Linked DNA regions of Homo sapiens: all the other regions are linked to region 1. The links are chromatin contacts, found by Hi-C or POLR2A ChIA-PET in ENCODE. All regions are on one chromosome and are shown on one strand. Each heading gives the region's core, a stretch centred on a gene start or an enhancer-like site at or near the end of the contact. The rest is flanking DNA. Distances are from core to core; before and after follow the strand shown.

Region 1 (2,967 bases), core at 182-2,681:
GGACTAGGCAAGGGGCGGCTTGCCCCGCCCCCTACTCTTCTCCCTGATCAGGAGCTGCGGCCAGCTACCTGGCGCCGGCCAAAGTCAGGGGAGCGGGGAGAGGCGGCGTCACCTCCTCCACGCTCCTCCGGCCCCATTCAATCTAGCTATTTGCACTCGGCTCTGGCTCTTTTCCGCCAGCTGCGGCTGTTCCAGAAGCGCCGGGCTGCCGGTCCTGGCCTCGGCAGGGGCCGTGCGGGACCGAGGGGTGGCGGCCGAGGCATGTGGGGCGGGTGGGTTGCGCGCTGCTGGCACGGCGCGGGGACCCAGCGCGCCAGGCGGGAAAGGGGGGCGGCGGCGGGCGGGGACCCAGACCCGGAGGGGCAGCGGGCGCGTAGCGGGCCCCAGGACGCCCGGCCAGGGGATTGGCCTCTGCACCGCTGCTCAGGGCGCGTCCCTTGCCGCCTCTGGCGTCGACTCAAGCCTCCTCCTCCGAGCAGCCCTCAGTGGCGCCGCCTTAGTGCTCTGGGTCGAGCCCCGGGAGGGTTAGCCTGGGGACGGCAGGGGCGTGACCGTGGCGCGGAAGTAGGTGAGCAGCAGGGCGGCGCGCGGCGGTCAGGCCGGGACAGCCAGAGGGGCAGCGACATCTGCGGGCGGGCGGGCGGGAGGCGGACGCTTCCCGGGCGGAGCAGGGCCCTCCGGAGGACGCAGGCCGCGTCGAGGCTGAAGGGCCTCCCTGTCCGGGACGGTCAGCTGCCAAGTTCGGGCCCTTAGCGCGTGGCCCCGGGCCGCGGCTCGGAGCGGAAGCGTCGCCCCTGGCTGCGCGCTCATGCTGGTCCTAGCGCAGAAGACCCGGCGAGGTCCGCGAATTTTGGCTTAGCGTTTGTCAAGTCACCTCGAGCGACTCGGAGAGAACCCGGCTTTCCCACTAGGGACGGTGATCGCAGTCTCTTTCCTTTAGAAAGTTACTCCGATACTTTTGATCATCTGTCCATAGTAAGGAGGAAAAATAGCGTGGTTTGTCCCCGGGTGAGGGAGTGTTGGAGGATCCCGTCCAGTGGGAAGAGCCAGTTTTAGCGGAGCAGCGCGTCCAGCCCGCTGACACTTCAGCCTGGTAAAGGGTTAACTGCATCCTGCCGGTTCGGTTTACATGTAAATAGAGAGCAGCTGCTCCGCGCGGCCCCGGCTGGCTCTTTTAAGTTTTTGATTGGTTGCCAATGACATCACCGCCCGTGTTTTAACACCGAGGACCCAGAGCAGCTTCGGATAAACCCTCCTTAAAGAGATGAGGCCACGCCTTCTTACCCGCCCCCTAGGCTGCCCATTGGTCGCGGGGCTCTGTGAGGTAGCGGTCGGCTTTCTCCGGATTCTTATTGGCCCAACCCGCCGTCGGTCGGCGGCGAGTCCGCCCCCTCAGAACCTTACATTTACAGTGTAGCAAAAGAGAAAGTAACTATGTTGCTGCTGGAGATCAATGAAGCCGAGTGAATGGGGGCTGAATGTGCGAGTCCATAGCTGAAGAGGAGCGCCAGATGGTGGAGGAATACACTTATTTATGAAGTAAGTGGAAGTCACCGCGACTACTCCTGAGAGCCCGGGACTGGAGGTGGAGGATTGTAAGGCGGTGCTTGTGTGAGTGTGAGTGTGTGTGTTTGTGTGTGTGTATCTGTGTGTGTGTGAGAGAGAGACAGAGACAGAAAGATAGAGATGCGATGCTGACGGAGGAGCTACAGCAGGTAGGGTTATAAGGTTCCGGCCGTTGGCTCCTGCTACCCTGTGCGTTTACTCCCTGCAGTCTACTTGGATTTGGGGCGAAGAAAAAATGAGGTTTGTTGGGATGCTTTGCGGCAGTTTTAAATGCTCGGGGCTCATTAGTGCGCTGTGTGCCGAGGAGTGAAGCGGGGGGCGGGGGGATGTTAAGTGCTCCAGGAATGGGGAAGAAGCATTCTCTAACCACTTAATTTTCTCTCCAGCTCTTGCCTAGTGGTGGAAGGGAGAGGGGATAGCTCAGTATTTCTCTGGGAGATTTTCTGGGCCAGACTGGATGGTTTCACGGGCAGTATGTACGCCCGACCCTCTGCTGCAGGGATGCAGGTCTCTCTATACACTCCGTGTGTGTGTGTGTGAGCCTTGAACTCTGTGTGGAGGTGGGGGTCCCAGCGCGTGTCTCTGTGAACACGCTTATGCGTCCCTCTCAGAAGAAATGGTATGTTGATCCTGGACGTGTCCTACCAGGTAACACAATAGCAAAGACTTTCACCGCTTGGTCCAACCGGGAAACAGTTATAGCTTCTGGAATAGAACTCGCTCTTCAGAAAAAATACTACGCAAGGGAAGGGGGGTTGACTCCTTCGCTCCCATCCAAAGGTGGGTGAGAGAAACCCGAGTCGTTGGAGATCTGCCGACGTGATGGGTGCGTGCCCCGTGTGCGCGCGTGAGTGTGGATTCCGCCTGTGACACTTTGGTTCTGTGTCAGAGAATGGTGACGGTCGTGTGTAGACGGATGAGAATGGTGACGGTCGTGTGTAGACGGATGATAGATGGCATTTTTCCTGATAGCTCTTAAAGTTCGTTTAGGTGAGCGTCTCTTGGCGTGGGGTTTGGCGTCTTTGCTATGTGCATGTCTAATAGAAGAAGAAGAGTTAGCAAGCCTGAGTTGTAGAGTGCCCCTGTGCCTACAGGAGGAAGGAGCTGTCTTTTTGCAGACACTCTGAAATCAGAGATAGATCCGGTGGGCAACAATTCACTGTCCCTTTCAACGAGTACAGGCTAATTGGGAGGTCCTCTTTACGGAATCAGTACTCTTGAAGGGGGGATATCTGTATGGGATTGAAACCTTATACAACGTGGCTGCCTCCCATTGAGAGAAGCTCTAGGATGCACAGTCTGTGCCAGCCAGGGAGATGAAGAGGGGAGGAGAGCCCAAGTTGTCCTTTCCAGGCAGGAATGAGGGCGGGGGCAGGTGAGAGAGCAAAGGGTGAGGGATTT
Region 2 (2,772 bases), core at 45-2,544, 140 kb after region 1:
TAGGATTTTGAAATGGTAAATAAGCATTGGTTTCAACTTAAAGTCACCAGCTGCATGAACTGCTAAAAAGGGAGCCGGTCTGTCTTCAGAAGCATTGAAGCCAGGCATTGACTTCACCTCTCTAGCTATGAAAGTTTTAGATGGCATCATCTTCTAATAGAAGGCAGTTTTGTCTACAAAGAAAATGTATTTTTTTAGTGTAGCCAGCTTTGTCAATGATCTTAGCTACATCTTCTGGATAACTTGCTGCAGCTTCTGTATCAGTACTTGCTGTTTCACCTTGCACTTTTATGTTATAAACTTGGCTTCTTTTAAAAAATCTCATAAACCAACTTCTGTTAGCTTTCAACTTTTCTTCCTTGGCTTCTTCACCTTTTTCAGCCTTCATATAATTGACGAGAGTTAGGGCCTTGCACTGAATTAGGCTTTGGCTTAAGGGAATGTTGTGGCTGGTTTGAGCTTCTATCTAGACCACTCAAACTCTCTCCACTTAGGCAATAAAGCTATTTTGCTTTCTTATAATTCACGTGTTCACTGAAGTAGCAAGTTTAATTTCCTTCAATAAATTTTCCTTTGCATTCACAACTTGGCTAACTGGTTGGTGCAAGAGGCCTAGCTTTTGTTCTAACTTGGCTTTCAACGTGCTTTCCTCACTAAGCTTAATCATTTCCAGCTTTTGATTTAAGGCGAGAGACATGCAACCCTTCCTTTCACTTGAACACTTAGAGAAAATTGTAGGGTTATTAACTGGCCTCATTAAAATATTGTTGTGTTTCAGAAAATAGGGAGACCCAAGGAGAGGGAGGAAGACAGGGGAATGGCTGGCCAGTGCCGCAGTCAGAACATACATTTATTAAGTTTGCTATCTTATATGGATGCAGTTCGTGGTCCCCCAAAACAATTACAATGGTAACATCAAAGATTGCTGATTGCAGATCACCATGACAGATATAATAATAATAATACAGTTTGAAATATTTTGAGAATTGCCAAAATATGACACAGACACAAAGTGAGTATATGCTGTTGGAGAAATGGCACTAATGGACTTGCTCACTCCTTGGTTGCCACAAACCTTCAATTTGTAAAAAAAAAAACACACTATTTGTGAAGCACAATAAAATGAGGTGTGCCTATAAATGCCTTATTATGGCAGTAGCTTTATAATTGCTGTTCTGGCCCTTGATACCATCTCTTGACACCTTGTAATCAAAGGCTGTGACTGCAGAAAGCAAAGGTACCCAGATGATCCAGTCAAACAAGTATGAGTTTGTGAGAAAACAAACAGGTAATTCGACTAAATGTCTCACATCTGAAACAATGCCTCTGCTATCAGATTACCCTAACTCTTAAGAAAGGGGCCAAAGACTTATCAATTTCAGCTTCCTGGGATGTTGTCTTTCCTTTTTCTTTTTAATTTTGAAATATAGTCATGTGTCATATAACAATGTTTCCAACAACAATGTACTGTATATAAAATGGCGGTCTCATAAGATTAAAATGGAACTGAAAATTTCCTTTTGCCTAGTGACACCTTAATGATCCTGTCCCTGTGTAGGCCTAAGCTAATGTGTGTGTTTGTATCTTAGTTTTAAACAAAAAAGTTTAAAAAGTAGAAAGAAAGTTAATAAAAAAAGCTTATACAATAAGAATATAAAAATATTTTTGTACATCTCTACAATGTGAGGTTAAAGCTAAGTGTTATTACAAAAGTCAAAAAGTAAAAAAAATAAAAAGTTTATAAAGTCAAAAATTATAATAAACTAAGGTTAATTTGTTATTGAATAAAAAAAGTTTTCTAAATTTAGTGTAGCCTAAATGTATAGAGTATATAGTCTATGATAGTGTACAGTCATGTTCTAGGCCTTCACACTCACTGACTCACCCAGAGCAACTTCCAGTCTTGTAAACTCCATTCATAGTAAATGCCCTACATAGGTGTACATTTTTTTATCTATTTCATATTTTTACTGTACCTTTTCTATGTTTAGATATATTTAGATACATAAATACTTAGCATTGTGTTACAGTTACCTACAATATTCAGGACAGTAACATTCTGTATAGGCCTGTAGCCTAGAAACAATAGGCTGTACCATACAGCCTAGGTGTGAAGTAGGCTACACTACACCATCTTGGTTTATGTAAGTACACTCTACGACGTTTGCACAATGACAAAATCTCCTAATGACAGATTTCTTGGAATGTATCTGTATTAGTTCATTCTCATGCTGCCTTAAAACACTGCCTGAGACTGGGTAATTTATAAAGAAAGAGGTTTAATTGACTCACAGCTCTGCATGGCTGGGGAAGCCTCAGGAAACTTACAGTCATGGTGGAAGGGGAAGCAAACATGTCCTTCTTCACATGATGGCATCTCCCATTTCTACCAAAAGGGGAAGTGCCTAGTCCCCTAGCAAAAAGGGAAAAAGCCCCTTATAAAACCATCAGATCTCCTGAGAATTCACTCACTATCATGAGAACAGCAGCACTCACTATCATGAGAACATAACCACCTCATGATTCAATTACCTCCCTCAGGGCCCCTCCCATGACATGTGGGGATTATGGAAACTACAATTCAAGATGAGATTTGGGTAGGGACACAGCCAAACCATATCACTATCCCACCTTAAGCAATGGATGATTGTATACTGTATATATCAAAGAGTATATAAAACATATTTACATTTTCAATAATAATATTAAAATGAGTATTTGTGTAACTACCATCTAGGTTAAGAAAACATTGACAGAAGTTCCCTCTGACCC
Region 3 (2,792 bases), core at 262-2,761, 150 kb before region 1:
GGTGAAACCCTCTTTGACCTCCACATTCACTCTTCAACTCGCCAGTGAGGTGAATCACCCTCTCCCAGCATGGGTTACATTCACCTCATTACAGCACGGTTGTGGATCCAGGTCTAACATGGAGACAGACAGTGTAACGCGGCATGCGGAATTCTCTGATGGAGACAGATCCAGGGTGCTCTGGAGACCCAGAGAAGGGGCTCGTCAAGCTAGGTTCGAGGGAGTGGGTTCTCAGAAAAACAGATGTGAAGACAGAATGTGTGCAAGAACATTTTGTTAGGGGAAACACCTGTGAGATAAAATAGCCCAGGAGCGTGGAGAGGCTGAAAGGGCCATCAGACCACATCACAAACGCATGATGGATTTTAGAGCCCCGTCTGCGCTGAGTTAATTATGGTCCCTGATGTTGCTCCCCGATGTCGGAGATCTGAGAAGTGCAATTATAGCCGCCACAGAGGGTGATGCTCTAAGTAGAAATACCTGTGAAATCACTTTGTGTGTGATTAAGCCTCTACAAATAACCGTTGTTTTTATCGTAGACCTCTAGGAACAATTATAATAGTAACATCAGGGGAATGCCTCAGAGTTAGCTAGAAGGCCAGCAGATGGAAATTAACCAATTAAACTACAGATGTTGTTGGTGAAATGGTGTAAAATATGGTAACTTTAATTTTGCTATCAAAAACTCGATCTTGCTGAATTTAGTTCTTGGATTTGGTGACTGGTGAGGTTGTGGAAATGCCTTTTCTTCCAGGTATTTAAGATTGAGAACAATCAAGTAACAAGTGTTAAGTATCCACATGTGCTTCTCAGAGAGTGCCATGAGGAATTAGAACTATAAGGGAAGCGAGTGCTTTTGAGGAATGTATTATGCTCTTGGAGAGATGAGACCAGTGTTTATAAACAACAGAAACATCAACAAACAATACTAGGTAGGTACAGCTTTGTAATCTGAAGAGATTATCCTGTTCAGGACAAAGGAAATAGAATCTTATTCTTGATGAGGAATCAGCCAGAACCCACCCTAAGACTCTGCTATATCACATCTCTATTCAGGGTTAAGTAATTGACCCACTCCAGAAATGACGAAAACAAAATAAAGGTGAGAGTGAAGTCAGTGAGATGAAATGAATGGAAATCTGAAATGAAAATGTTATCATTAGGTGGCTGAGTAGGATCTTCCTTGGGGTTCTGGAAGCAAAGCTCCACCTGTCACTTGAGCTTCTCAAATAAACTTATGTTTCACGCTGAGTTCCTGAGCCACTGATCTGAGCATTACTCACTCTGTCCCTCATGTTTCCCAGGTGAGAGGTAGTTTCTATGCTCTCCCAACCATAGATGCGGCTAATCAACAGGCCCCATCTCCAGCCCCAGCCTCAGATTCCCTTTTTGGGCAGAGGGAGGCTTGGGCTGAGTCATCCCAGGGATAAACGCTGTAGTCACTCTAGGGAGGTGTCCCCGGCTGCCCCTGCTGGAGGGCAAACAAGTGAGTAACCCAGCCAGTGTCACATGGTCCTGGAATGGGGCTGGCTTGTGCCTCTGCCAGGTCCATGGCAATGAAGGAGTTTGCTCACAACACACACACACACCCTGACCCCTCTCTTGAGCGGGAGTGAAAGTCTGTGTGGGGGCGAGAGGTGTTGTAGATTTAACAACTGAACGTGCATAAGGAAAGCTTATGACCCAGTGGACAGGCAATGGATGCTGATCTAAGAGAATTCCTAGAGAAGAAAGTTCCTAGAGGAACGCTGCCTAGGAAACTCCCCCCAACCCACCCCTTCCCACATATTTCCTGGCCCTTGTCAACACACCTCCTGTGGCCGACAGGAGATGCCAGCAGCTTGCTCACCCAGGACAGAGAAGGAGAGACAGACAGAGCAATCCTTAAGATGCAGGATGATGCAAAGGCTAAAAGCCACAGTCAGAATCCAAGTCAGGAACTCAGGTGGCCAAAATTCTTCCCCTTGGGATGAGTCAGAGTGGCTAAAGTTTTGGGGAGCTGCACAGCAGATGTAGCCTCCTGTGTGCAATCTTACCCCAAGGGAATTTTATTTCAGGCCCCTTGTACTAACAATGGTGAGATATGGATATTTGTCGTAGGCTTTAGAATATTCCTTCAACTTGATCTTCCATGTCACTACTTTGAGTCTCAAATATGTATGTGAATCTCCTAAATTCTCATATTCTTTTTATTCCTCCCTCCTTCCCTCTCTTTCACACCCCCTTCTCCCCCTTTTTCTCTCCCCCTCTCTTTCCCTACCCCTTTTCCAAATTGACATCAGTCCCATTCGTTCAGGCACTCCATTTCTTTAGGGTCATCATTTTAGGTGGTCTGCTTGTTCTTTCTCCCTCTGTCTACTCCACCTTCAGTGCACTGCTATTCTTCTTGGTCTGTTTAGGAGCTTGGGTCCAGGATGTGGGGTTGTCTAAGCAACAGCCCATCAGCAGTTGGTAGAAGGTGTGGAGGTTGCCTGTCTCAGTGGTCTGTGTGTAGAAGCATGCAGGTTGCCAGCTCCAATAGTAAGCCATTCTGTTGCCTAATGTTAGCTATAAAGGCTAATGCTCTCCCAATCTTGGGGGTAGGGAGAACACTACCAGTAGCTTCTGAATCTGAGAATGGTGATCAATTCTAATAACTTGTGTATGTGTGAACTTTGACTTTCTGAACTCTCTCCTTTCTTTAGCCAATTTTTTTCAGCATTTTTTGTGTGCAAGACACTCCTATCTATTCTTGTAACAGCCTAGCAACATAGACCAATGCAGGGAATACTCTGCTCATTTTACAGTTGGGC

What was found. A loop is a pair of places that touch in the nucleus more often than their neighbours do. ChIA-PET counts read pairs that join two places held with the same protein, here RNA polymerase II (POLR2A). Pooled maps may share reads with other maps.
Region 2: a map of PC-9 shows a loop between it and region 1 (8-fold over the local background). The contact joins the enhancer-like site here to the promoter of DUSP10 in region 1. A Hi-C loop is called at or near these places in 10 of 168 maps with a recorded cell type or tissue (MCF 10A, PC-3, PC-9 and 5 more) and 12 of 50 pooled maps. POLR2A ChIA-PET finds 5 or more read pairs at or near these places in 7 of 52 experiments (CD4-positive, alpha-beta T cell, CD4-positive, alpha-beta memory T cell, HEK293 and 4 more).
Region 3: a loop to region 1 is called in a map of PC-9, with 12 times the contacts of the local background. The contact joins the enhancer-like site here to the promoter of DUSP10 in region 1. A Hi-C loop is called at or near these places in 10 of 168 maps with a recorded cell type or tissue (B cell, Calu3, IMR-90 and 7 more), 11 of 37 single-sample maps with no recorded cell type and 15 of 50 pooled maps. POLR2A ChIA-PET finds 5 or more read pairs at or near these places in 9 of 52 experiments (A549, AG04450, B cell and 5 more).

What each region holds. Positions count from the first base shown.
Region 1 is chr1:221,740,553-221,743,519 of GRCh38, reverse strand. DUSP10 (dual specificity phosphatase 10) reads left to right here and starts at 1,431. Exons shown (of 4, transcript NM_007207.6): 1 at 1,431-1,539. RefSeq lists silencers at 195-674, 2,395-2,444 and enhancers at 448-1,085, 895-1,094, 1,425-1,614, 1,086-1,723, 1,724-2,361 and 1 more.
Region 2 is chr1:221,604,258-221,607,029 of GRCh38, reverse strand. No RefSeq gene overlaps it. Among named protein-coding and RNA genes, the nearest start is that of DUSP10, 140 kb to the left of the region's middle. Within about 2 kb of position 1,294, at least 2 of the 41 ENCODE cell types and tissues checked have a DNase peak (open chromatin) inside an H3K27ac peak, as active enhancers do; they include PC-3 and PC-9, where a contact is called at or near this core.
Region 3 is chr1:221,885,975-221,888,766 of GRCh38, reverse strand. The region is part of intron 2 of LOC124904517 (a long non-coding RNA gene); the gene reads right to left. Among named protein-coding and RNA genes, the nearest start is that of LINC01655, 47 kb to the right of the region's middle. Within about 2 kb of position 1,511, at least 7 of the 41 ENCODE cell types and tissues checked have a DNase peak (open chromatin) inside an H3K27ac peak, as active enhancers do; they include IMR-90, PC-3, PC-9 and 3 more, where a contact is called at or near this core.